3 separate regions of the Homo sapiens genome follow, and regions 1 and 3 are each linked to region 2. Evidence: chromatin loops called from intact Hi-C (ENCODE). Cell type or tissue: PC-3. All regions are shown on one strand. Each heading gives the region's core, and the rest is flanking DNA. Links, peaks and the distances in the headings are about the cores only. Region 1 overlaps HHIP (hedgehog interacting protein). Region 2 has its middle 65 kb from the start of HHIP-AS1. Region 3 overlaps ANAPC10 (anaphase promoting complex subunit 10).

Region 1 (9,016 bases), core at 1,756-6,755, 130 kb before region 2:
CTTGCTAGAGCTATTTAATGAAAACAGTCTTTGCTAAATAGTATCAACATTAAAGGACATCCATGTACAGCTTAATGAAATCAGAATGCTCCGCAAACGCTTGCTGTTGTTGAATTTGCAAGACATACCAAGTTTTCAATGAAATTAGAATCTGGATATTTTGGGACTCATGATTATTTACTTTGAACCAAAATACTTAAAAAAAAAACATTTAAGGCTTTACATACTAAGTTTTGTGTAGAAATGCTTCTGCATATATTGAGTAAATTGAGACAGAGCTCTGTCAAAATATGTAAAATGTTTAAAAGCCTACACTTTAATGAAAATAAAAACATAGTACATAAAAGGTCTTTAAACATGCATTTATTCTATATGTGAAAATGTTGTAACTTAGTCAAGTAATATCTTCATTTAAAATATTTTAATGTTCTGTTTATAGAGTTGTGTGGATAACAAAGTCTATTTCAATAACTCCTGATTACATGTGTATAGTCTTGTGTCTCTATCTTTCTGTGCAGGCCATTACATACTTGGATATCTGCATGCTAATTGTAATGGAAAAGCTCTAAAGCTACTTGCAAATTAATCTGAAAATTACCTTTTATGTATTTAAGATCAAATAAGTCATTATCAACAGATTTTATCAAAAGCTTTTGTGAAAAGATAGTAATTTTTAACGACCTCTTACCCTCCCATGTGATTATGGTGTATATGAGACTACAAAAAAGTAGAAAAGATAAGAGAAATTTTAAATAATGAGCACACTGAGAGGTAGCATAATTGAATAATTAAGGTCACAAACTCTGGAGTTAGGCTGGTCAGATTCAAATCCAGACTCTGCCACTTTGTGTTGTGTGACAATTAATCTTTCTGTGCCTCAGTTTCCTCATTTGTACAATGTGGCCAATGATAGTGCCTATCACATAGAGTTGTTCTGTAAAGGAAATGAGTATAAAGTGCTTACTACAGGGTCTGGCATGTAGTAAGCACTGTAGATGTGTTTTAAAATAAATAAATGTAGTGCTGTTAATATTGTAACCAATTTTAGCTTAACCTCAATTAATGTGACTGTAGAATTTTGTTTAATCTACAAATGTAGCCAAAATTCCATCGAGCTAGTGACTCATTAGTTTTTTTTTTTTTTTCCAAATCACATTACTCTTTGGTTTGGCTTTTAAAAGATGCGCGTGCACACACACACACACACACACACCTGAAAAAAAAGTAAAATAACTGAATACCACATGAACTAACACAGCTGCTTCATTCCTGGTGTTAAATAAATATCTGTATTGAATGAGTAAATAGAAAAAGCAATCAATTTAATAATCTTAATCTACTGTGTTTCCTGAATCATAATAATGGTTGATATATTGCTTCCTTCAAAAGGAATAAATACTAAAATATTAAAAAATACTAAGTGTTTTGAACTTTATTATTATCCAACTTTATATTTTTACATGTTCTCTCTAAATATTCAAGTAATCATGTTATTAAAAATACTGCTTAAATGTCCCATTCCCATGACTTGTTTTTCAAGTTGATTACTTTGTTTTCTCTAAGATAAACATTTTTTAAAAAATTACATTCTTATTTGAATCACTTACAATTTTCCTAACTGCTGAGACAGGCATGTTGGATATTGAGAAATGTCTTACTTTTAACACTTGTTTTTTCTCTGTATATAAGATGTTAAGACAAGCTGCTCTCCCCTACTGAATAGAACTTATTCATCTTGATTCTCTGATGAACAAAATATAAGCTGCTAACTTTTGAAGGACGGTTAAATTTTTTGGACCTACTGAGAACCTTTCAATCCATGGTAATTAACCAGATGGAACCCTCAGGGCTTGTAAGAGTCACTGGAGCTTTAAAAAGTGAGCAATTTACTCCTGCATGATTGTTAGGCCAGTGTTTTTATGCTTTCCCAAATGCTCATTTTTCAGAAATCCCTTTCTCTTCAATTACTAAATATACTAAGACAAAACTTGAACTAAAGCAAAATCAGCAAATTATGCTCTACATACCATAATCTTTCCCCTTTATTATCTGTAGAATTCTGGCTGATGATCTGTTTTTTCCATTGGAGTCTGAACACAGTATCGTTAAATTGATGTTTATATCAGTGGGATGTCTATCCACAGCACATCTGCATAACAAGAGGGGATACACATTAATTCCTACCGTGATCTTTTCCAAGCTCAGACTGGAGATTCCTGACATAGGAAGGAGCCCTTTGTGGACTGGCAAGGATCCTATGGCAATTTAGTTTGGATCTTCTAGAAAGCACTGAAGGAAGTAGTCCGATGTGTTTGCTTACTTGGTTGAAGCTTAATCTCTGGAATATATTTCTTAATTTCTCTTATGATTTATAATTTCTTATGTTATAAATATGCACACTGTCTTAAAACAATTGTTAGTCTGTTCTTAAGGAATATCACATGTATAATACACTGGTAAAGTATTGTGAATAAGAATCGGTGTCACCATCCAGGAACAGAAAACCAAACACCGCCTGTTCTTACTCATAAGTGGGAGTTGAACAATGAGAACACATGGACACAGGGAGGGAAACATCACACACTGGGGCCTGTTGGGGGGCGGGGTGCAGGGGGACGAAGAGCCTTAGGACAAATACCTAACGCATACGGGCTTAAAACCTAGATGACGGGTTGATAGGTGCAGCAAACTACCATGGCACATGTAAACCTATGTAAGAAACCTGCAAGTTCAGCACATGTATCCCAGAACTTAAGGTAAAATAACATAAAAAAAACAACAGTGTTACCATCAACTCATCTCTGTGCCACACAAAACAGTACTAGTTATAACATTAATTTTGGGTTTCTTACATGAAATTGCTGCATTCTAAAACTTAGGCTGCTCTAACACAGGAAAACATGTGCTTTAATTCCAGGAATATAGTAAAGCTGGTCCCTACAAATATCGAGGTCTTTTACGTTGACTCTGTTTTCATGTTTTCCATCCCTAATCTGGGGGCCAGAGTATCTCTGTGACTTAAGCCACTGACAGGAAGCTCCATAAGGGGAGGACTTGCAACTTCATCACTATCTTCCTGTTATCTGGTTCAAAGCCAGGAATATAAGAGGGGTTCAAGGTTTGTGGAATGTTTCAATCACTGAGGGACTGGGTATGAGGAGCTTGGGTTGGGGGAAGAATGAAGTTATATAATACAATTTTGGAAGTTATCAAAAGTGTGGAAAACAGGCTTGCATTGTTTTTAGGTTTCTCTATCTTGGCACTGCTGACATTTTGGGCCAGGTAATTTTTTGTCTGGGGAGGCTGTGCTGCCAACTGTAGGGTGTTTAGCAGCATCTCTGGCCTCTACAGGCAAAATGCCAGTAGCATCACTCCCTCACCCCCATCACACTCTAATTGTGAAAACCAAAAATGTTCCCAGACATAGCCAAATGTCCCCTGGGGGTAAAATTATCCCATTGAGAATCACTGTTCTAGGCCAACAAAATATATTAATTACTTAAAAACAAAATGAAACCATTGGAGCTAATAAAGAAATTTAAAAAATAAAATAAAAAATTGAGAGTTGGTGCTGGTTCTTAAGAGACGTAAGAGTCATGTAGAAATTATAAAAGAACAAACAAAAAACAAAACATAAACTCTTGGCTCCCAATGATCTCATTCATGATAGGGAAACCATAAGCGTGACCTGCCAAAGATGGGTTAGTTGTTCTGTGGCAACAGTCCCTTTATTGTCCTCTCTAGTTCAATGATTCACAGAAGACAATGCCTGGCAGGGATCATGATACAGTCATGCTGTGACTTAAGGTGGAACTAAATCCATAGTGGAGAGAACATTTTCCTCTATTACCTTTCTTTGAAGATAGAGAAACTATGAGAAAAAGAGGTTTGACTTGTTTCCAACAAGAAACAGCAAATCTGGAAAGCAGGCCAGGTAGAGTTGCTGGGGGCTTGGAGCTATGGCTCTGGCTGAATACCAGGTCCACTAAGAACTGCTTGACCCTTGTAACCTTCAGTTTCTCATGTGAAAAAGGGCCCTGCCAGTGAAACTCTCTGGGTGATACTATAATGGTGGATACATGTCATTATCCATTTGTCTAAACCTACAGAATTCACAACACCAAGAGTGAACCCTAATGTAAACCATGGGCTCTGGGTGATTATGACGTGTCAATGTCAGTTCATCAACTATAACAAATGTTTCTCTATGGGGGATGATCATAATGCGAGAGACTATGCATGTGTGGAGGTACGGGTAATATAAAAATGTCTATACCTTTTTCTCAATTTTGCTGTGCATCTATCACTGTCCTTTAACTAGTCTATTAATAAAAGGGGAGTGGGAGAAGTGGGGCTGATGGTGAGCCTTGCTGAGAAGCAGAGAGGAGATAAAGTACACAAGATACTTAGTTCAGCACCCCACAGCAAGTGCTTAATAAAAGTTCCCTTTATTTTTAGCCAATAATTAATTTAGTTTTCTTTCTGCTTTATTAAATCGTCTTCTGCTTAGAATACTTTTGGAGGGAGGTGGAATATAAACACCAACTTTTCCTTCAGCCCTCTGCCACCAGAGGTGGGGAGGCTCCGCAGCACAGGCATCTTGCCACACATCTGGTCTGTAAAGCACCTCATCCCATGTTTTTGCATTGAGGTTCAGGACCCCCAGGAAGGTTGTGAGAAAGCTCCAGCGGGATTGTGGTGACTCAGGCTGCCTGACTTCAAAGTGTTGCTTTGTGGTGGTATCTGTGAGTTCTGAGCTCTAGGAATGGAATGTGACAGTTTCCTCCACATCCTGAACCCACCTTAAGTATTCCCTGTCTCACAGATTTTAAGATCTGCTGAGATGCCAAAAAGGAAATGAACTGTAGACTTGGGTTTGATGGAGGAGAGATGAAGGGCATGAGGGATTATAAAAATAAAAAGTTTGAGAAATATTCACCTTGCACATAGTGAACACTCAATAAACATTAAATGGTAATAATAACCTACTTAGTGAATAAATGGATGTGGCCAGATATCCCTGAGTATGAATAATAGACCATAGACTGGATGAAGCTTTCGTTACTGAAATTGCTGTATTATACTTCATAGCATTTTTACAAAATGTACCCCAAATTTCCCACCCTACATACTTTTTAGTTTTCCTTTGTTTTGGTTCATGGTAGTACCAACAGTTAATATGGAGTCCTTTAGTATTTGCAATGTTTTCAAAGTGAAATAAAAGTTAATATTTAGCTCAACTCCTTGCAAATTAACACTGCAGCATCATATTTAAGTGAAGCTATGATAACAAGAATTGCAATTCATTTAAAACCTACCAGGAGTCAGACACACTATTTGGTACTTTACTTACAGATTTTTATTTAATCATAGCAAGGCAGTTATTATCACCGCCATGTAATATATAAAGAACTTAAGACTTAGTGGGATTTAAGGAGACAAATCAAAAAGTTGATCTCTCTAAACTGTTCAGATTAAAGTCTTGGTCATTATACTAGTCCAATAGTGTTTATCTGATAATAACCTCTCCACATTTTAAGGTGAAATTTTCTCCATGAATTTGTCCTTTTCGTTGTCTAATCTGCCTTCTCAATCTGCTTCTCACAGTAATAGAAGACAGTGTGCTAAATACTCACTTGAGTAATGACCTGTTGTGACTTTAGAGGCATGGCCTTAGATACTACCTTTGGCTGCTCTGTGATGGTATATGCTCTATGCTATATTTTCCCAGTTCTCGGATCCCCGCCTGGCTTAAAAGCCAGTGAGAAGACAGACTTGTGTTCTCACCTGCCTGGATCGTGGAGCCCATGAGCAAACACTTCGGGGGGCTGGTTGGTGCTGTTGAAGTGTGGGTTGCTCCTTGGTATGGAATAAGGCACGTTGCACATGTCTGTGTCCACATCCAGCCGTAGCACTGAGCCTGTGAAATCACTGAGAAATTGGGGGACAGAGTATGTGTTTTACATTTTCATTATATATTTCACCTATATTAAATATGGTGAGGTTGCTCTATTGATGAAAAAATCATCCCCTTAGTTGAAATAAAATATTAAAGTGGCTGGATGCAGTGGCTCACGTCTGTAATCCCAGCACTTTGGGAAGCCAAGGTGAGAGGATTGTTTAATGCCAAGAGTTCAAGGCCAGCCTGGCAACATAGCGAGACTCCATCTCTACAAAAAATTTTAAAATGAGCCAGATGTGGTGGCATGCGGCCAGGCGGATCTCTTGAGCCCAGGGGTTTGAAGCCACAGTGAGCCATAATGGTGCTGCTACATGCTGGCCTGAGCAATAGAGTGAGACCTTGTCTGAATAAATAAAGGAATAATTAAATAAAATAAATTCCTTATTGTGGAAAATGAAACTGGGCCGTTCCAGACAAGCAACTGAACCAAGACACTGTGTGATGGTGGCTGAGGACTGTGGCATCAGTAGTACACTGCTTTTTTTTTTTTGCCTCTGTTCTCTTAATTTTTGTCAGCCTAAACCTATGTATTCTATATCTCCCAGGAAGGTTCGCTGGGCGGTGTTAGCCTATTACACAGTGTTGAGAGGCAGTATGGTTGTACAGGGCCACTGCTTCTCAGTGCTTTGTGGAGCAGAGGCAGCCCTGGAACAGAGAACTACACAACAGTAACTCTTTTCATGACAAACAAAAGATCACGTAGCATATTAGTGAATTCCTCTTCATTTCATAAATGCAGACACTGATGACAAAAGTTAAGTATTTAACCAAGGTGACCATTCAAAGATGGTTCTTAATTCACTGGTGCCCACCTTTTCTTCTGGCACTTAAACTATTTTAACCTTGAGAGGAACCCATCTGTGATCAGCCTTTTACCTTAACCCATCCATTTCTTCCATATCATCCAGTGTAATCATCCCATCACCAAGAATGATGTACAAAAAGCCGTCAGGGCCAAAGAGCAGTTGTCCTCCCAGATGCTTTCTGTGGAGTTCTGCAACTTCAAGAAAGACTCTGGCTGTTCTCAAATCAACTTGGTGTGGATTTTTTCTACATTGTGGGAAGAAAACAATACCATGACTGTTAAAAGATTTAAGATGAGTCCATCAGAAAGTGAATAGTATATAAATGAAAAAACAAACTCCTGGCACATAGTAAATAAGGAAACATATATTTGAAATGGAGCTAACAGAAATTGCTGGAAAATCACATTATTTTCCAAGTTTCAGAGGTAGCCTTTAAGTTGAGAGATAATTGAGGAAAAATGTCAAAACCATTGTTGTTCTCCATTTCTCTTAAAGACACATATGGAGTTTTCAGCAAGATGGAGGTAATGATTTAATTATTGCCACCTTATGGTTACTTATTTGCAACTTCTAAATAAAAAAACTTATGAAAAGATGATGAGAAAATAAGATGAGAAATTTCTATGCTTCGATGCCTTTTAGTGATACCTGGATACTGTGTATTCCACAACCCTAAGAATGTGGTCATGAGGCCCGATAGCCCACCGTTCTTGGTTGGTGGTATAGGACACATACAACTTTCCATTTTTCTTGTAATTGGGATGGAATGCGAGGCTTAGCAGTCCTCTTTCATCTCCTCCCTGCAGTCAAATGAAAAACACAAAGAATTGTAAAGTTAATTATGTTCTTTATTGTGTTTCAACTGGAACCCCAAAAGAGTCTCTTTCTTTCTTTTGGATAATCTTTGCCCAACCTCCTTTCTTTTCTTCCTTGCCTACTGCACAAAAAAGGATTATAAAACATTTCACTTTGTGGAACTCTTTAAGGGTTAGAACAAGACAATTGTCTTGTGTGGTTATCTATGTACAAGAGTCTTACACCACTTTTGTCAAGTGATTTGTGTATGTAATCTTGGGCCGCTAGGAGGACAAGTTTAAGTGCTGTGAAGAATTCTTTCCCGGGTTACTAGGTTGCTTGTAGTTCATAGAAGACAAATAAAAAGGTTCATAATCAACAGTCACTTCTAATCCAAGTCTCCAAAACCTAAAACACAGTGTGGGCTGCCAACTCCCACTGTCTTGGCAATATGTTTAGAAAACAGTTAAATTGCTTGTGTAATATGTAAACCTTTGCTTTACCCTGGAGGCATCTACATCAGTTGTCACAACGATGGTGGTCTGTTCATCATAGCTAGGTAATAGGCAGCCTTGCCTATCTATCTAGAAATGAGGCAGTTTTACATGAATCCCTTCGCTGCATAGGGTTTTTCTTTACAGAAGGATGAAGCAGCCAGAGGATGCCTAAAGGCCACGGCTGGGGAAGGAGTGGGAGAAATGCTAGAGGGGAAAGGGGACACTAGGAAATTAAAGCAAAATCCCAAACAACTTTCTTGTGTTATTATATGAATGTCAAGGATTGTATACATTAGGCATGCCAAATGCTATAACAATTAAAACATCTTCATGTTCTTAAATAGAAAGGCATTTTATCTTCATTTTCTGCTAATTCAACTTGTTGAAATTCAATATGGTCTTAGCCTTTGTTTTATCCCACAAATAGTCTAGGAATTTCTATAATGAAATCAAAGTATCTAAAATTATCTAGATCAGAGCCTTAAAGTTCACATACTAGTAAAGCCAGGAAGCACTTTCTCGGAGAAAAACATGGCATAGAAATTGAACGCTGCAACTGCTGATGGCACATCACCTTATTTATTCCATTAAACATCACGACATAGCGTATGGCAAAAAGCTATGAGAAGTTATTCCTTCTCAAGTGTTAGCAGAGAAAAAAAAATCTCTAATACTGCAACCTCTTCACAAGGTCATGTTCAGTCATGGAAGCACTCTCATGTTTTTGTCCCCCACACAATAGTATATGTTACTAGCAAAGCATAGAACTGTTTGTAGTTCTTATTTTACATGGAGTTCAGAATTGAAAGGTTTAGGCAGAAAAGTTTACTTTTAATAAACATCGATTTGTTTCCTGGCTTAGAGAAAACTGTTTTTAGGTATAGATCACCCAAAGTAGAATATCCAAACTTTCAGAACATACAAATATTAAAATGGCTGCAAATACACAGAACGAC
Region 2 (9,016 bases), core at 1,536-6,535:
ATTAATAAAGCAGTACACACATAACCCGATGACTGAAGTAAGCACTCAGTAAATGGTTATTATATCTGTAGATCATTTCAAAACTTTAAAAAACTGTTTTTCAATCTATTTCTGCAACATTCTTTCCCCAAAGAAAAGAATTAACCAGGCAGTAGCAAAATCTAATGTCATTATTTTGACTCCTTGTCCATTTCTTTCTTAATAAAAGAGCAGACCCAAGAAAAGAACTTAGATGTGCAGTCTCTACATAACTAGGATACAACCTTGTGAAAGCCCAGGCATGGACAGGGAACGGGGCTTATGGGCTTCAGGTTTTGCTAGTGTTTGAATTCAAAATAAAATGAAATGGAAAAAAAAATAGCCTGACATTGCATGCCATCCAATAGCACTTGTAGTGTAGTGCTTTTTTGGAAAGAACTCCTAAGTGGAGAAAAGAAATATTCAAACCATGGAGTTTTACCAAACCTATGAGAGTGTGGAGGAAATCCTTTGTTTGTTGAAGAAATGACACTCTTACATTTGCAAAAATGGGCCAGGGGCCAGAGGAAAAGAAGAAGAAGAAGAAAAAACAAATCAACAGGTAAGATCTGCTGTAGTAATACACAGAACCTGATGTGAACCTCACATGAGAACCTCTTTCCCACCTGCAGCAAGAAGCAATTGCAACGACTGAAACCTTTTTGTCACAATCGACCTATTTACTGCTCTTAGAGCCCAGCCAGAGACAACTGCTGTGTTGACTGAGTGGGGAGACATTTCGGTGGGGCCTGCAAAGGGAAGAAATCCAAAAGGACTTTGGAGGGGGGTGGAGAGGTGTTGGCCTTAGGAGGACAGTAAAACACTTATGTTCAGAGGTAGCTCACTATAGTTCTAGGCTCTGTTCCCTGGGGAGGCCCGGTGCCTCCCAAAATCTGGCCTGAAGGAGAGACCACAGGCTTAGCTGCTGTGGAGAGCAGGGCTCTCTGCTCCCTTGCTTGGCTCTGGGCATGGAGCATGGTTTATGGACGGGCAGAGGAAGAACACAGTTTTGTACTTCCTGGCTCAGCTCTACAATGCCCAGTGGTCCAAAAGAGACACATGCTCCCTCTAGAGATGAATAGTGTGAAACTGTGAAGGCAAATACAACTTGCCTTACCCCTCTCGATTTCAAATACTCAACTGAAAACCAATCTTATAAAGAGAGCTTTATTGTATAATAACACTGAGGGAAGGTTGGGAGTCTCTGGGGATCAAGTATACACAGACATTGTTTTGATAGGCCAGTAAGTAATGCTGTTACCAAGCACTGAGAGGGTCAGCAGCTTTGCTCTCCGTGCAGTTCATTAGACGGATCAAAGCTGCAGTGTCAATGAAGGGGTGGATAAAGAAGATACAGCATTTGGATCTTTAGGAGCTCTAGGAAGCCTAAATATCATTTCTGAAATGGGCAAAAGGGCAAAGTGACACTGGGAATCTTGATTTTGAAACTATGGGGGCTACCATCAGAGCTAGTGTTGGAGAAGCCACTGGCTGCAAGCCCACATGGCTGGGACGTCTGGTGAGAAGGATGGAAGAAGGAGCTGGTGGAGAGGTGTGAAGAAGCAGAACTTCTTTCTTTCCTTCCACTACCCTCCACAATTTAGACAGTATCCACTAGATATGCTGTGTGGTGGGGTCTATGGAAGGAGAGACAAGGGAAGAGAAAAATGAAAGTCAGGTGGAGGAATGATAATGAGCAATAAGGAAGGCACTTTGAAATCTTTTCAAATGCAGAGATGTAGTAACATTCAAGGAGTTAGGATGTTATTCTTCCTCTCTTTATTCCACTTCAAGCTTTGATACTGCTGCTCTGTGTTGCAACTTCAAGACTTATGAAAGCTTTGAGAGTGAATAATTGACAATGTTGGATCAAACCCAACTATTGCCCACAGCAGAGAGCAGTGAGCTGCTGGGATGACTGCCCTTGGTGGATTTCCATATCTTCTTCTGAAAGGGACAATTTTTCTATCTTTTCTTTCACCTCCCCTCCCTTTCCCTCCTTTTATTCTTCTCCCCACTTCTCTCTTTCCCACCCTCTCTGTCTCTATCTCTGTCTCTTTCTTTTGTTGGTATTGGTTTTCTATTTAAGTTACTTTAATCTTACCACTCAGGGTGGCAGTCATTAATTTTCAAAATAATTACCTAAGGGAGGAGAAATGGACACTCTAGCTTCTGGAATATGGAGTAGCAACTCGGTGGGAGAGACCTTACCTGAGCTAACCTTCCAGGCCACACTCTATCCTTTGCCGCTTGCTCCTTTTTTTTTTTTTTTTTTTTATACTTTAAGTTTTAGGGTACATGTGCACATTGTGCAGGCTTGCTCCTTTAATCTCACCCCACATTGCCTCACTTAGCTATGAAAGTAAAGTATCATTTAACACATGGTTGTGAGAAACACTAGAGCAAATACTAGACTCTTTGGCATATGCTGGGCTTACGAGCAACACAATTTTTCTTCACTTAATGCTATGACTGCTGAAAAAAGGAATACAGAGCACTTGAATTGCAGGGCAATGAGGAAATGAAGACAGTTAAGCAAATATTAGTTCATACGTGGTGATCCTCTCCTTTGTGTACACTTTGAACTAAAACAACAGCCTCTTAGCAGAGTGGTTGAAGTTAAAGTGCTCTGACACACATTAAAAAAAAGAAAGTTTTAAACAGCAGTCTGCCTCTGTGGTATACAAGGTCTCCCAAAGTTTCAGTCACGATGAAATTAACGTGCTCTTAAGGTGTCTGCTTCTTGCACTGGGACAAAATTAAATAGAAGTTATTCAGTGACACTGAAATTCTAAAGGTGATAAAAGAGAAAGAAATATTCCGGAGGAAGAGTGCATGGTTTGACTACTGCCAGGGAGTTAATACATTAACGAGGAAATACTGGACCTAAACAGACTAAATTCATTATTTTTTCTGCTGCTAAAATTTTGTTTGGATAACTGAAAACGATGAAGTGGAAAAAGGAGACATTCATGTCTCATATGGAAGGAAAAGGCCTGGTTGTGTCTGATATTGGAGAATAAATTTTTCTAGGACTATTCATTCTAGTGAAAATATTACCTTTGTGTCTCTGCCAATGGGAGTGTTCTCATTTGTGATTCAGGATTATTTGTCCTGTTGTGGTTGTTTCATTCTCCTTTAAAATTCTTCGTTTTTCCTTCAGTATTTGTTTGGCTTTAAAACTCTAGCTGATGTACATGGCTGGATAGTTTTCTAGAAGATGAAGCTAAAAGTCGGCCCTCGGCTTTGCTACCGTGAAATTTGCTCTTTGATTCAAAGTTACACAGGTATTCCCATTTGGGAATATATATGTGCATTTCTAACTTGGACTTGGGCAGCAAGTTAATAAGGCCTCTTCCTTGGAATGGAGCCATAACTAAATGCCTTTCATTGTACATTAAGGTGAGGCATGAAAATGGCATCCAGGAATACAGAATGGACATTTTGATTGGGAGGTAATCAGTGGGCCCACCCCAAAGTCTGAGAGTCTGAGGACTGGACCACTGAGTTTTCTTTGTAGTGGGTCCAAATTGCCCAGCTTAACGACACTTATGGAGTCTCCAGATCACAACAGGATCATTCTGAATCCTTGGGAATTCCAGGGGTGCACAGATGCTTTAAGGGCTTTGTTTCAACCTTGACCCTTTTTTTTCCTTTTTAAAGAATATCTATTCCAGGTGTCTTGAAATGCATGGAAGAAAATGCAGGCATCCAGAGGATTGCAGTCTTTCTGAGAGTCCCCCAGAGAACACTGATGAAAATTTAGTTTTACACAATTCTGTAAGGGCTCACCCTGTTCAAGTGGGTCCCCAAGTCCTTAGAAATTCCTCTTTCTGTAATGATTGCAAATCCAAATAAATTTCTGAGAACTTATTTGATCCAAAGTCACATGCTCCAGTGTTCTGCCACATTTCCAGAGTCTCAGCTCACCTAGGTGTAAAGAAGTTGAGTATGTACTGGGTTCACACCCCTCTGTGTCTGGCTTTTGGCCCACATTCAAGGGTTCTAGGTACCTTCCAGCCTCTTCACCCGCTTTTGAATCTTAATTTGGAGGCAATGGTGATTCAGAAAACTGAAGGTGATTTATGCTTGAGAAAAAAAAGAGATGGATCAATGAAGTACCTTTTCCCAAAATTAATAAACTGTTCACTTTTTACTCTCCCAGAAGTAGACTGTTAGTTTTGAAATGGGAAAAGTTCCCTTATCCCCTTCACAGGGCATACAATGGGGTGTAAATCATTTCTTCAGGGTCCCACATCTCAAACCCCTAGGGGGAGCATGCAGACGGGCAGGTCGTGGGGAGCTTGTGCTCTGACAACACGGCAGCATCTAGGGTTGAGTGTTTATAGCTCCTGAAGCCCCAGTGGGCGTGTATTATAGTGTGCTCTTTCAGCTTGGCCATCCTCAGGCGGGTTGTGTTAATCAGCTCAATTAGACCTTCTGTCTTATCACAAGGACAGTGGGGTTTCTGTTTCCCGGGTTCTTGCCTTAGTGTACCGGAAAAATCGGATCACATGTGGGCTTGGAGGATGGGTGCAAGGTTTTTTATTGAGTGGTGGAAGTAGCTCTCAGCAGATGGATGGGGAGCCAAAAGGGGGATGGAGTGGGAAGGTGGTCTTCCGCTGGAGTTGGGCTGCTCAGGGGCAGGGCTCTCCTCCGACTGCCCTCGACAAATTTCCCTGGGCGTCTGTGTTGTTGCGCAGTGGATGGACTGCCGGTGTCTGTGTATTCTTCTGTGGCTGTGTTCCTCTCCACGTCCAGCCGCTTTTGTGTGTGCCTGCTATGGTATCAGTGTTTTTATAGGTCCGGGATGCGGGGGGCATGGTAGGCCAGGGTAATCTTGGAAAATGCAACATTTGGGCACAGAAACAGGAGTGCCTGTCCTCACCTAGGTCTGTGGGCACAAGCCCCAGGGTGGAACCCTCGGCAGGAACCCCGCCTTTCTCTACCCAGCGTTTCCCTGTCTCTCTCCCGTATCAGTTTCAACATATAATTAATAAGGAATTTGTGATCTCAGTCTTGCAGTCCATCAAATCATGTGTGTCTGTTTACATTGCTTACATTTACCTTGTTGATTGTAATCTACAAGTTCTTCAATTCAGAGTCATGACACAGATCTGACATCTGAAGTGAGATCTGATGTCTGAAGGGAGAAACTCTTGATTCTTTCATTCTCATTGACTGCCAAGACTATTACTGCTACTAGTACATTTCTCTAACATTTAGTTTCAAATTTCTGTATTAAGTAGCCTCTTATATTTCCAAGGAATATTTGAATAGTATAGAGGATTTTTTAAACTGCATAAGATTTGGTTGTCAAAAAGGAAATAATTCATAATTAAATTCATGTATCAACTCCTTTGCCACTGAGTTTGAAAACTCAGGGTCAACAGGCAGGCAAGGCTTATCTTTCTGAATTGGGAACAAGTATAATGAAAGCACTTATTATATTCCAAGTAATCTTTTTTCTTTTTTTTAAAGAATTTTATGACAGAAGAGCATATGGAAAATAAGAAAAGTATATATAAAATATATATATAAAAGTATATATAAAATATAATATATATATATATCAGGATCAAATAAGATTATACCCTGTAAATTACTTTGAGTTGATTGGTTGACAAGGGATAGTAGCATTTAGTGATGTTTTGTTTTTCTACACCAATAGCAATTTAAATTTTCTTGGCATCTGAAGCATGAAGATAAAAATTTCACAGAGAGGATCATATTTTGAAGTCAAAAAGCCTTGTTTTGAAATCATCTTTGGACAAAATTCTTCATCTTTCTCAGTCTCTGTTCTTATCACTAAGACACATAAGAATGCCTGACTCACATCCTAGTTATGAGAAATAAATATAGTATCATATATAAAGCAGATGATATATTGTCTGGCACATATTTGAATTCAATAAGAGGTAGTAATTGTTTTGTTTTTACTATTTTTATTGTCATTATTATTTAAACCTAGCTAGATCATCTACCCAAGCATCCCTCCTTAGCTATTAGTATTTTTCTTGATATTTCTTCTCATACATGCTCACTTCCTGCATCCTGAACTCTTCCTTCTATATAACCTAGCCCCTAAAATTTCCCATGAGTAATGCCTCCACACAGGAAATCTTGATCCTTCTTATTGGCTCTGTTTCAGGTACTTGGACCTTTGCTTTTTCTGAAGATTTTCTAGGATTTCTAGAATCTCCTGAGTCTCCAACTGTCCTGATGGAGGGTATCAATGATAATAGCTCTGTGTTTGGCATATATTTAGTGAGAACCAAGGAACTTAAGGTTGTACAATAGAAGGTCAGCATTAGTAAAAGAAAACCTGTACTGGACATTTGTTGGTTTCTTTTTTTTTTTTTCTTGAGATGGAGTCTCACTCTTGTTGCCCAGGCTGGAGTGCAATGGTGCAATCTTGGCTCACCGCAACCTCTGCCTCCCAGGTTCAAGTGATCCTCCTGCCTCAGCCTCCCGAGTAGCTGGGATTACAGGCATGCGCCTCCATGCCCAGCTAATTTTGTATTTTTAGTAGAGATGGGGTTTCTCCATGTTGGTCAGGCTGGTCTTGAACTCCTGACCTCAGCTGATCTGCCCGCCTCAGCCTCCCAAAGTGCTCGGATTACAGGCGTGAGCCACCATGCCTGGCCTGCACCTATGTTTTTCTCCGTTATTCTTTTTGAAAAGTGTAAGAGGAGAAGCCATTTGCAAATATCCGATGATTCCATCTCAGAAATGTTTCTCAAAGTTACCCTCATCTGCTGGTATCTTAGTTTAGTGCTCCTAAGACAACAATAGTTAGCCTCTGAATCACTATTCTCTTCTGTCACCAGTGTATTCTTTACATGGTTTGCATGTGCATTTATCCAATGAACAACACTCAAGTCCTTTGATGTGTCAGGCACTGGATTGAACATAAATGGTAAATCATTATGTGAAAATGTCAGAGACCCCAGCCTGGCAGTGTAAAGGGCCAATCTCCTTCTCCCTTTATCTCTGCTTGTATCTCAATATGGCTTTGTTGCTGGAGCAGAAGGAGCAAATTTTGTGTGTGCATAGACTTTTGAGGAAGATGAGGGAGATGAAGTTACCATGTTTGGATCCTACCATGTCCCTTGAAAAAAAATTGAACATCCATGATTAAACAGACAGAGATTGAAGAAAGCATTTTTATGAGTCTCACTTTGTCCATTTTGGGGCACAAACAATGGTTTTAGAGCCCTGGTGACAAGAATTAAGGCAACAACCCTTCTAAGTCCCTTGCATGGAACCCAGCACCACTCCAGAGCCCTGCAGACCAGCAGTTCCCTTTCTTGATAGGTGAGCTAGCATCATTGATAATGAAGTTTCCTGAAGTGGCTTCTTGGACAGTGAATAAGGACATACAGAAGCAAGAGCTGGGAAGGAGAATATGACCAGTGCTCCTGGTAACTGCAGTTGACAATCTGCAGTGCAACAGGTTCAATGTTGAAACCTCAGAAAAACACTAGAGAGGCTTTGAAGGATGCACATACGTCGGAGACAGAGAGGACTGAGATTCTGCAGTAATGGAGGGCTCAGAGTTACTGTAATTAGGCCACCTATATTAATGTCCATAAGTTATACTTACAGGCTTTTGAAAACCACAACCATGGAGTCCGCTTCTCCAAACAAATCTGAACATATTTATACCTGATTTCCATTGATCAATTTCAAACTCCCCACACTTGTACACAAGGCACTTCACAATCTGACCCCAACCCCTTCCGTACATCGTCTTCTGCCCCCTTTCCCCACTGAGCCTGTTGTCTATCTTCTTTCTCCATGTTTTTCAGGTCACTGACTTATACCTCTCCCCATATTTCATCAACAATATCTTCCCCACACCTATTTGTTTCTGATTTATTTATTTTCATCGAGTCTTTCTGTCTTAATCTAGTTTTGGTTGCTCAAAGCAGAATACCTGAAGCTGGATAATTTATAAAGAAACAAAATTTAATTCCTACCGTTCTGGAGGGTGGGAAGTGCAAGGTTGAGAGGGATAGTCTTGTGAGGTGAGGGCTTTTTTTTTTTCTGAGGTGGTCTCCTTCCATCTCAGCCTCTCAAGTTACTGGGTGGCTGGTGAGGGCCTTGTTATTGGTGAGGACTCTCCACAGAGTCCCAAGGAGCCACAGGGCATCACATGGGGAGGGACTGAGAGTGCCAGCTCAGGCCTCTCTTACTTTTCTTACAGCTACTAGTACCACCTCCAGATAGCCCATTAAGTCATTATGCCGTTGATCTATGGATGGATTAATACATTCATGAGGGCTCTGCCTCTTAAAGGCCCCATCTCTTAAAGGCCCCACCTCTCAATACATCACATTGAGGATTAAGTTTCAAGGTAAGTTTTGGAGGGGACAAACATTCAAATCATAGCACTCTCCTTTTGTTATTGAAATAACCGTTCCTTTAACCAGTCTAAAATCTGCCTGGAGGTGGGGCAGAAACCATGATTTAGATTCTAAGTAAATGCTTGTTGTTTAAATGTAAAAACTTATGGGGTCCATAGAATTTAGAACAGTAGAAAATAAAACTGGGGGAACAAACCCAAAAAAACAAAAACAAAACCTCCCACTTGTTACAAACTAGACATTTGTTGATTGTCTACTTAGAATCAATTTCTTTATATTTCTTGCTAACAAATGGCAGATTTTTAGGGGTAGATGCCTCTCTCACACAGCTGAGATGCTTCTGGGGTAGCAGTCCCTGTCTGTCTAATCAGAGTACACATGCAAGTACTTTGCTTAAAATGTAAGGCAAACACATTATCTCTGAATGTGCATCCTCAGATGTCAGCAGCATCTGGTGACCATGAATGTGGATGGCTGAGGTTGGTGCCAACCTCCAGTGTGGAGAGAAGGAGAGAATCTGGTCTCTAATGGGGTCATCTAGATGGAGGCAGAGGCCACCCCAAAGCCTGCCTTACTTTGGACTCTCACAATCTGCATGTCAGAAAATCCCCGTCCTTTAAATATTTTTT
Region 3 (5,000 bases), core at 1-5,000, 480 kb before region 2:
TAATATATAAGAGAAAAATATTGGAGAAAACATGTTTGAGTGTAAAATTTTTTTCTTCTGAATTCTGATTGTTCTCTTTATTTTTTCCACAATATTTTATTATTGAAATTTTCAGACATACAGAAAAACTCAAAGAATTGTACAGTGAATGCCAGTATACTCACTTCCTAGATTCTTCAGTTGTTAATATTTTGCTATATTTGCTTTATTACAATCTGTCCATCTAATTTTTTTGTGCATTTAAAAATAACTTGTGCATATTTGTCCATTTCACCCCAAATACCAGTGTGATATATTGGTAGAGTTATCAACATTTGCTTAATTTTCATTTTTTAAGATAAAATTTATGCACAATTTTGCATAATCTTAAGTATATTACTTGGTGAGTTTTGACAAACACATACATTTATGTAATCCCAACTCCTGTTAAAATATAGAACATTTCCACCACTCCAGAGAATTCCATCATATCTGTTCGCAGTTCAGTCTTCATCTCTATCCTACCCTCAGAAATAACTATTATACTGATTTTATTGATTGATTGATTTTTTATCATAGATCCATATTGCCTGTTTTACAATGTCATATGAACAGAGTCATACAGGATATAACTTTTATGTATGGCTTCTTTCACTCAGCCTAGGGTTTTTGAGATTTGTCCACGTAGTTGAATGTGTCACTGCTTCATTCTTTTTTACTTCTGAGTTGTATTTCACTGTTTGAATATACCACAATATATTTATCCTGCATGAAGTTATTAGGACAGTGCTTTAGTCCTGAAGTATTTCAGAGGTATTTTCAATGACTTTGAACTACATAATTGTGAAGCTGTGGCTGTTGACATTTTTTGGTCAGAAAATCATTAAGCCCAAATAATCATTAAAATCTGGTGGTTCTGAGAGATTTGGGAAGCACTTGTGATCTTTGAAAGGCCTCCAGTTAATTTGTGGTCTTGGCTCTTATTTGACTTAGTGTTTATATTAAGACCGTGTCTCTAAATTTATGTTTAATCTGAGTTAGTAATAAAATACTTAATAGAAATCACATGTACTTTCATTGTTTTCTTATTAAGTAAGTGTTGTTCTCGTAAAACTTGCATATGTATTGACAAATAAGAACAGGTGAGGATATTGTCCAAGGTATTTTTGTTGTTGTTTTGTCTTTTGAGATATTCATTGTTTTTAAAAAAATTATTAAATATTGTATGTATCATGTACAGTATGATGTTTTGAAATATATATACTTTGTAGAATGACTGAATAAAGCTAGTTAACATATGCATTACTTCACATACCACTTTTTTGTGGTGAGAACTCTCAAAATCCACTCTCTTAGCAATCTTCAAGAATATAACACATTGTTTATTAATGTAGTCACTGTTATATACTGGATCTCTTGATTTTATTCTTCCTATCTAACTGAAATTTTGTACCCTTTGACCAACATCTCCCCAATCCCTCCTTCCATTATAGCCCCTAGAAACTATCATTCTCCTTCTGCTTCTGAGTTCAACTTTTTAATATTCCATATGTAAATAAGATCATGTGGTATTTGTCTTTCTGTGCCTGGCTTGTTTCATTTAACAATAGTGTTCTCCAGTTCCATCCACGCTGCTGCAAATGACAGGATTTCCTTCTCTTTAGGGCTGTATAATATTCCATTGGGTATATATACCCCACAGTTTATTTACCCATTCATTGATGAATACTTAGGTTGATTCTATATCTTAGCTATTGTGAATAATGCTGCAGTGAACATGGGAGTGCCATCTTGCTGACATCTGAACTCAGGTTGTTTGTTACTTTGAGATAACTTCTTGGTCTTGTTATAGACAATTATCTTAATTTACTTTTTTTTTTTCTTTTCTTTGGAGACGGAGTCTTACTCTGTCACCCACACTGGAGTGCAGTGGTATGATCTTGGCTCACTGCAACCTCCACCTCCCAGGTTCAAACAATTCTTAAACCTCAGCCTCTTGAGTAGCTGGGATTACAGGAATGCGCCACCATGCCCAGCTAATTTTTTCTATTTTTAGTAGAGATGGAGTTTCGCTGTTTTGGCCAGGTTGGTCTCGAACTCCGGCCTCAAGTGATCTGCCTCTCTCGGCCTCCCAAAGTGCTAGGATTACAGGCGTGAGCCACCATGCCCAGCCCTTACTTTTAAGAAACCCTTCTTGAAAACTAATTTCAGCTTCTGAAAAATTGAAAAATTGTTGTAAATTAGTTTTCTTTTAATTTAAAAACATTTCTTCTTTTGTCTGACAGGCCATGCTGGTTGATGTGTACTTCCTGTGCTTGAATAGATTAATAAATAAATCAGCTCTTAGTCTTCTTAAGTTTTTCTATTCACCCAGTGCTTCTTAAATTCAGAATATTTTAAATTTTTTTATCATAATCTTTTTTTTTTTTCTTTTTTTGACAGAGTCTTGCTCTGTCACCCAGGCTGGAGTGCAATGGCCTGATCTCAGCTCACTGCAGCCTCTGCCTCCCAGGTTCAAGTGATTCTCCTGCCTCAGCCTCCTTTGTATTTTTAGTAGAGATGGGGTTTTGCCATGTTGGCCAGGCTGATCTCAAACTCCTGACCTCAAGTGATCTATCCACCTCGGCCTCCCAAAGTGCTGAGATTACAGGTTTGAGCCACCGCGCCTGGCCTCTTATTTTTGGACCAATTGACAGCCCTTCTTTTAGTCACATATCTGATACATTTAATCAGTGTTTAGTTCTCTGATGACTTGACGTATTAAATTGTATTTTATTAAAAATTTCACATTACCAAATGATTGGATCACTCATATTGGTAAGCCTTTTATAAGTAGAGTTGGCTTGTTTTGATTTATAACTAAAGATTTATCATATAGCTCCTCAGGCAGTTGTGATAAGTGAAACACTAGCAATAAAATGTTTTGATTTGATATACGTGGTATATATTTGAAACCTCCTCTAGATGTCACTGTTGTCCTTTATTTTCTAGTTTCGTAGCCTATTTGTACTAAGTTCAAGACCTCATGTAATCTTAGTTGTACTTGTTTTTCCTGGAGAATATATATTCAAGAACTCTTTGATGCATTTTTGGGAAGTGTACATATTCATATGAAATTTCTAGGTATCTGTATTAAAGATGTTTTGTATTCTATTGTAAATTTTACTGACATTAAATAAGGATTTTGAGAAGTTAACAGGAGAAACTTTAAGCGATATTTGGACCTTGTAAAATACTTTTAATCTAGTCTTTGCTTCTATTATGTCATCTAAGTGCTGAAACATTAGCCATATAGAAAAAGAGCTCTTATAGGTAGTCTCTTAATTTTTTCTAAGTGTGTTTATATTTCTATTTAGTGACCACATAGCCTCATGAGACCAGTAATACAAAATATTATCAGGTGATAATGTGAGTTGTTTTCCTGGAAAACTTAATGAACATACTACTTTTCTGCCATAGTTCTCACTCAGGAACTACAATTTTTGGATGTTGCTTTAAATTGTTAGTGCCTAGCTTTTGCAGCTCGTGATATGAATACTTTTATCTTTTAATTATACATCTTTGTATGAGATTTATACTGTTTACCTTTTTTTCTTTCTAAGTTAAATAGGAGCCTGATAGCACTTTGCTTTTTAAGGAAAGATGAAGCAGATCATGATTTTATTTTTTCTGTTATTCTACCACAATATCTAAATATATAAAAAAAACTTTGCTGCTTCTGACTCATATACTAAAACAAGTTATTAAAATAGTGTGAATTTTTATGAGGTTTTCAGAGTCATCATTTCATTAGTTATAGTACTGATTTAACTGAGTGGAAAATCCACCTAAATCTTTTTTATTTTTCCGTGGATGTTTGCCCACTGGAGGGTGTAGTGTAGTGTGTATTGAAATGTTTTAATAGATTTTCCTTTTTTTTTCACTAGAAATTATGAATTTGTTTACTTGAGATGCTTATTTTTTGTAATTGTTGATTTGAAGTAGTAACTTAAAAAATAGTCTAAGTTGAGAAAAGCATATAGCTGCCTTATTTAGCAATAAATTATTCTTTTTCTATCCTATTTATTTTCCTTCATTTTAGTTATGAAGCATGTATTGTATCTAGATCTTTGTTACTTCTATTGATAACTCTCTACAAAGGCATCAGACCCTTCCTTTAATACCCTAGAATGTGTATTTTAACCACTATACCTGAGGACTTAAATTGAACTTTCTGCTGAATAGTCACAAGATACTAAAACTGGATTTGGCCAAACAGAATATTTTTAATGACAAAATTGAAATTATTTATGCTTCTCGTTCTACTTTCTTGTATTCAAAATATCCTATTCCACATAAATTGAAAACCAACAATTTAAGAACACTTTATAAGATGTTTGCAATTTATTGCTTCTACACAAGAGACTATTTCTATATAGAAGTGATAATTTAGCATTTCTGAGTCTACACTGTCTTTCTTTGCAGAATGCTTCATCTCAGTTGGGTTACTTTTGTGCATGAATTCATGTTATTCAAGAGAAATTTTCAAATCAAGATGGTAGTTTTTAAATTCTTAAATCCCTTGCGTTTTAGCATTATGTTTTGATTTAATGTTGTTCTTTTCTTTTGCTCTCAGAAGGAAAAATAATGTGTGAGATTTTTTTTTTATCATTTAGAGCAATGGACCAAAGAACATTATATTTTAGATGTGATCATTATAGCATTTTAGAAAATATCTCTAGCTGAAATTCAAGGATACTTAAAGTCCTTTTCAGTTTGCTAACTAGTTATTGTTGTTTTTAAAAATTATTGTAGAATATTTTGTACTTAAATATGAAACTAAAGTGTTTTTTAGACACACTGTGACAGTTCTCAAATTATTTCTATATTGTTATATGAGAAACAACTTGTTAAGGTTAAGTAGACACTTTCAGCATATGTGAAAGTTGTCCTTTGGTTTATTGCTTCTAAAATTTGTGGCCATGAAAGGATAAAATATTGATAGAGCACAAGAGCACAAGATCGAGTGCTTAAGTGAATTT

What was found. Peaks named below come from ENCODE experiments on the same cell type or tissue, not always from the same donor. Only the 100,000 strongest peaks of a DNase experiment are listed, where the experiment ranks them.
Region 1: it touches region 2 in a loop (10-fold over the local background); 2 of 110 quality-filtered maps call a loop at or near these places.
Region 3: it touches region 2 in a loop (6-fold over the local background); 3 of 110 quality-filtered maps call a loop at or near these places.

Annotation. Positions count from the first base shown.
Region 1 is chr4:144,705,083-144,714,098 of GRCh38, reverse strand. It overlaps HHIP (hedgehog interacting protein), which reads right to left. Exons shown (of 13, transcript NM_022475.3): 5 at 7,417-7,568; 6 at 6,839-7,012; 7 at 5,788-5,931; 8 at 2,028-2,149. The region is part of intron 1 of LOC124900791 (a long non-coding RNA gene); the gene reads left to right. Among named protein-coding and RNA genes, the nearest start is that of HHIP, 63 kb to the right of the region's middle. In PC-3, for the core only: no CTCF peak of the experiment used is centred there; DNase peaks (open chromatin) are centred at 3,738 and 4,768; H3K27ac peaks cover 2,029 bases.
Region 2 is chr4:144,576,687-144,585,702 of GRCh38, reverse strand. No RefSeq gene overlaps it. Among named protein-coding and RNA genes, the nearest start is that of HHIP-AS1, 65 kb to the left of the region's middle. In PC-3, for the core only: no CTCF peak of the experiment used is centred there; DNase peaks (open chromatin) are centred at 2,552, 3,102, 3,412, 6,092 and 2 weaker places; H3K4me3 peaks cover 1,664 bases; H3K27ac peaks cover 4,824 bases.
Region 3 is chr4:145,059,477-145,064,476 of GRCh38, reverse strand. All of the region lies in intron 4 of ANAPC10 (anaphase promoting complex subunit 10), which reads left to right. Among named protein-coding and RNA genes, the nearest start is that of ANAPC10, 36 kb to the left of the region's middle. In PC-3, for the core only: a CTCF peak has its summit at 2,944 (motif pointing right); no DNase peak of the experiment used is centred there.